2 separate regions of the Mus musculus genome follow, and region 1 is linked to region 2. The links are chromatin loops, found by intact Hi-C in ENCODE. Cell type or tissue: gastrocnemius. All regions are shown on one strand.

Region 1 (2,500 bases), 51 kb after region 2:
GATCCAAACTGTGATTTGTGCTTTGCCTGGGACAGAAGCTGTGGAGTGATTGCAAGCAAATGCTTTCCTCTAAGTCACCTTTCTGTGACTTTTAGGAGTCGCTAGAGGTATCCATGATTGCAACTCAGAAGGAAGGCATCCTTTGTTGTTGTTGTTTTATTAGGACCCCAAATTTAGATTAACAAGCTTCTGACCCAGGTGTCCAGTGAGCTAGTGGCGGTATCTCTGTAAGTTGTAGTATCCACTCCTTCACTCAATGAAAGCCATACTTGACTGGCGCCACCTGTAATACTTTCACCAGGAAAAGACATTTTACTAATTCTTAAAGACTTGTCGCAGTATGTGTGTGTTGGGGTGGGGAGCCGCGCGCGTGGGGTTGGGGGTGGGGAATCAAGCTTTTTAAAACGTTTGCCTGTGACCCTGGCGGTGTAAGGCAGGTGTTCGGAGAAACGGCCTAATTAAACACTGCTGTGCCGCTCTGCTGCGTTTCGGACTACCCTGCTCTGGTAGGGACTTCGTGCTTTTTGTCACAGGCAGCGGCTTGATGCTGTCTACTGGAACCTGCAACGATCCAGGACCTTACAGGCCCGGAGCACAGAGGCCCAGAGCAGTCCTGGTGTGTCCCTCCCAGCCAAGAGACACACTGCAGGGCTGTCGCGGGCGAGGCACAGACCAACGCGACTAGAAATCAGGCTGACTGGCTTCTCCCGGCCAGCCCCACGGCACGGCATGATGTCATGGGAGCTGCCACTCAGCGAGATGAAAGGGATGCGGCGCAGCAGCGCTGGCACTAGGCAGCCCAGCTGGGGCACCGCGAGAGAGAGCTGCAGATCCAGCCGCTCAGCCCAGGCTGGGGAAGCCTGCTCTCCAGAGCTGGGGCAGAACAACGTGGCCCACGTTTAACAAAAGAACCAGACGGTAGCGAACTTTCTAGATCTGCGCGCGTAGCGAGTAAACTCAGCCTTGCCTTTGATGCGCAGCAACTGATCGGCGATCAGATTACAGGCACTCCATCTCCTAGTTCGCCTGCCTTTGATCTGCGCGGGTAATCCATTTTCCTGGATTTGAAGTTTGTCTGGGCTTGCGCCCACACACATTTTTGGGAAGGTAAAAGCGTTTGGCGCGGAAGTGCTACCAAGCTGCGGAAAGCGTGAGTCTGGAGCACAGCACTGGCGAGTAGCAGGTAGGCGTTCGTGTGTGGTTGGAACTTTCACTGCGTTTTCCTCGCATGTTCAAAGGGGGAAAAATGGCTATCAGCTCCCAGCAAGCATGCCTGAAGCCAAGTCCAGCACCAGGCTGCGTGCACGTGAAACTGAATTTGATTCTTGATGCAATTGTTTCGCGGTTTGCACAAGAGTTTGATATCTGTCATGCAAATCTTACTTGGAAGTGAGTAGTTCCAACAGGACAAAAACAGAGCCTCGCTAATGTTTGTTGCCAGCAGGGTTTCAGACGCTGGAAGCTGGGCTGGAAAACCTCCTCTTACTTTATTTAGAAACGGTGGGATTCTGTTAACACCCCCTCACTCCCACCCCACCTTCCTTTCTCTTCCCCTATCTCCCCCCACCCTACGGAGCAAAACTCCTCTCTAGCAATCCTAGCAATATTACTACTTTATTCTCCGGCCTCCGGGAGATGTGAATCTATCGCACATGTGTCCTTGCCATTCGCATTCCCAAGGGAATCTCTGCAAAGGCATTTAGGACTGAAGCCTTTCAAGTGTAAAGCGGAGGAACTCGGAAACAGGGAGCGCCAAGCTGCGTTAGGTTTGGCTAAAAATACCCAAGCCAGGCTCTGTAACCTCTGAAAATAGGAGAAGCTTTGTTTACAGAAACACTCCCGAGGTTAATATTCTTAAATTAACATTTACTCTAAATATATAGTGACAGCTGTTGTGAGTTACAATTTGCCAACTGTTTACCAAAACTATCTGGCAATCAACAGTTATTATGTTACATGAAGTATTTTAGCCACATTTTCACTTCAATTAGTGCCCTACAAAACCAAATTATACTGGGCACCCAGCTTGCCAGTTAACTGCTACTTGTGAATTCATAACTTCTACACACACACACACACACACACACACACACACACACACACGCACGCACGCACACATACACATACACACATGCATACACACAGACACAAACACACACAGAAACACACAAATACAGAGACACACACAAATACAGAGACACACAGAGACACACAAGCACACATACACACAGACACACAAAAACACAGATATACAAATACAGAGATATACACCGACACACACATGAAGACATACACTTAGATGCACACAAACACACACACATAGACAAACATACAGACACAAACACACACAGACAGACACACACACAAACACACACACAAACACACTCAAAGACATGCATACACACAGACACAGATACACACACACACACACACACACACACATCTTTACACTGAACTTCAGACACTCAGGACAATAGGACTTAGAGCTCTGTACCTACAT
Region 2 (2,500 bases):
TACCCACTGAATTATCTAGCCAGCCCCCTTCCTCTATCCAGGAAGAAAATGTTGTCTATTTTTAATCCTTTAAAATTGAAACATGGATAATAGCACCTTTGGGACAAATGAGAAAATTTGACCTTTTTTTTTTCCTCTTGAAGTGCAGACCAAATAGAAGACTATTTCACAAGGTACCATTGGTGACATGGTGGGGGCAAGAACTCAACCCAGCATGGTCGAAAGTCCACATCACTCCCAAAATAGAACCGTGAAAAGCAACTGCTGGTGTGGGGAGGGGCACTGGATAGCCGTGTTGTATGGTTGCCATGGACGAGAACAGCAAACACAAATAATTCTCAGGGAAGCAACTGCCCCAGAAAAAGGAGATGACAAGCGAAGTCGCTAATGTTACCAGCTGTCGTCATCTGTTTGTATAAGAGCACTGCCAAAGTCACCTCCAAGGGCTTGGGGTTAGGTCTCAGGGGAGCCTTCTAACTTGAGCAGAAGCTGAGAAGGTGCTGGATGAGGGCTGCTGGCCTTGAGGCAGGTTTAACAATCCACTGAGGTCACTGCAAAGCTCAGGAGAGTGTCCAGGGTGATCTTGGGTAACCAGTGTCCAAATATGGGCTCCTCATCCGACAAAGCAGAATGTGAGCAGTGGTGATAAGCCCACGGCAGTATCCACACCACCTTGGCAGTATCCACAGCGCCATGGGAGTATCCACACCGCCACAGGAGTATTCACACCCCCACAGGAGTATCCACATCCCCACGGGAGTATCCACCCACCCCCAGGAGTATCCACACCCCCATGAGAGTATCCACATCCACACAGCTGAGCAGGACCATGCTTGCAGCTTTTCTCAGAGGAAGCAAACGAGGAGGAATGTGCCTGCCTTTGCTCAAATCCACCCACATGGCCCACATAGAAGTCCGAGCTCACCTTCCAAGGGCTGCTTGTTGTTGGAGTTGTCCTGGAATGATACAGTTGGTCCTTCATATCTCTGGGTTCTGCATCCTCTGATCCAACCATTTGGAATTGTGAGCCAAATAAACCTTTTCTTTCTCTTCTCTTCTCTTCTCTTCTCTTCTCTTCTCTTCTCTTCTCTTCTCTTCTCTTCTCTTCTCTTCTCTTCTCTTCTTCTCTCCCCTCCCCTCCCCTCCCCTCCTCTTCTCTTCTCTTCTCTGGGTTGCTTCTTGTTAGTATATTTTACCACAGCAGCACAAATGAAATTAATACACTGGACAAAGCTAGTGGTGTTATGAAGAAAAAAACGTTCCCCTCCCCTCCAGGAGAGAGGGGAAGCAACCAATTTCATTTACTTGTGATGGTAAAATGATTCAAGGGAGAGAAGAAGAAGAAATATCTAGGACCTTTTCAGGTAGCCAACATTTAGTGACATTTTCAGTGCTCTCCACTTCCATGGGAGAGAGAACCACAGTTAGACAGTCATAAGACAAAGGGGAGGATATAAATGAGATGTAAATATGGAACCTTGTTTGAAAGTCTCTCTGATGATGTCAGTACTTGGTGATGGGTAGTCATCTTAGTGTGCTTCCTGTTAGTGTGATAAAACACCATGACCAAAAGCCATTTGGTGAAGAACGGGTTTATTTCAGCTTAAAACTTGGACTCCATCACTGAGGAAAGTCATGGGAAGAACTCAGAGCAGGAACCTGCAGGCAGGAACTGAAGCAGGGGCTGTGCAGGAGTGCTGCTTACTGGCTTACCCCTCATGGCTTGCTAGATCTAGCTTGCATTCTTGTACAGCCTAGGCCCACCTGCCCAGGTGGTGGCAGTGGCCTGAGCCCTCCCGCATCAACCACCAGTAAAGAAGATGCCCCAAAGAAAGACTGGTAGAACTAATTCCTCACTTTAGGTCATCCTCAGACGACCCTAGCCTGAGTTAAGTTGTATTTGACACCCAGATTGGGATCAGGTAAGTATTGGCAAGTAACACCTACAATATCAGTGTCTGCAAGAAGAAATGTTTTATCAACACAGTTAAAACTAAATATTTCTCACTGGGTCAAAATAGACAGCTTGTATTCTAACACATAAGATTGGAGAGGGGACTTTTTACTCCCGAGAGAACTCGAAGTCCCTGAAAGATAATGCACGGAGGCAGCCATTGTTACTTTCCTGTTGGCCTCCATGATGGCTGACAATTATGTAACTGTCCACAGCCTTGTTTAGAGGTTGAGTGTGCATGCTCACTGGGCTGAGGATGGCCACGCCATGGTGGCTGCCATGCTGTTACAGAAATCTCTGAGTTCTTATCTTCTTGAAGGAAAGAATACAATTGGAAAATACAGACAGTTTAAGCAGATATTTGTTCGTTTAGCAAAGCTGAGTAAAGCAAACACGCCAAAGAGAGTGAGACGTCATGTCTCCCAGCAGACAGCCACTCACTCAGCTCTGCATTGTGAATTTAGAGACATTTCTACAACTATTTGAGAGTTTCAAAGGATTTATGGGGTAAGGTAACCCCTCCACAATCAAGATGGACTGATCTCC

The links. A loop is a pair of places that touch in the nucleus more often than their neighbours do. Peaks named below come from ENCODE experiments on the same cell type or tissue, not always from the same donor. Only the 100,000 strongest peaks of a DNase experiment are listed, where the experiment ranks them.
Region 1: a loop joins it to region 2, with 2.9 times the contacts of the local background. A loop is called at or near these places in 5 of 42 quality-filtered maps.

What each region holds. Positions count from the first base shown.
Region 1 is chr14:61,044,798-61,047,297 of GRCm38, reverse strand. It overlaps Tnfrsf19 (tumor necrosis factor receptor superfamily, member 19), which reads left to right and starts at 443. Exons shown (of 10, transcript NM_013869.5): 1 at 443-1,183. The region is part of intron 2 of Gm41167 (a long non-coding RNA gene); the gene reads right to left. In gastrocnemius, no CTCF peak of the experiment used is centred here; DNase peaks (open chromatin) are centred at 745 and 1,200; H3K4me3 peaks cover 2,150 bases; H3K27ac peaks cover 2,189 bases.
Region 2 is chr14:61,096,275-61,098,774 of GRCm38, reverse strand. No RefSeq gene overlaps it. Among named protein-coding and RNA genes, the nearest start is that of Gm41168, 41 kb to the right of the region's middle. In gastrocnemius, no CTCF peak of the experiment used is centred here; no DNase peak of the experiment used is centred here; H3K27ac peaks cover 982 bases.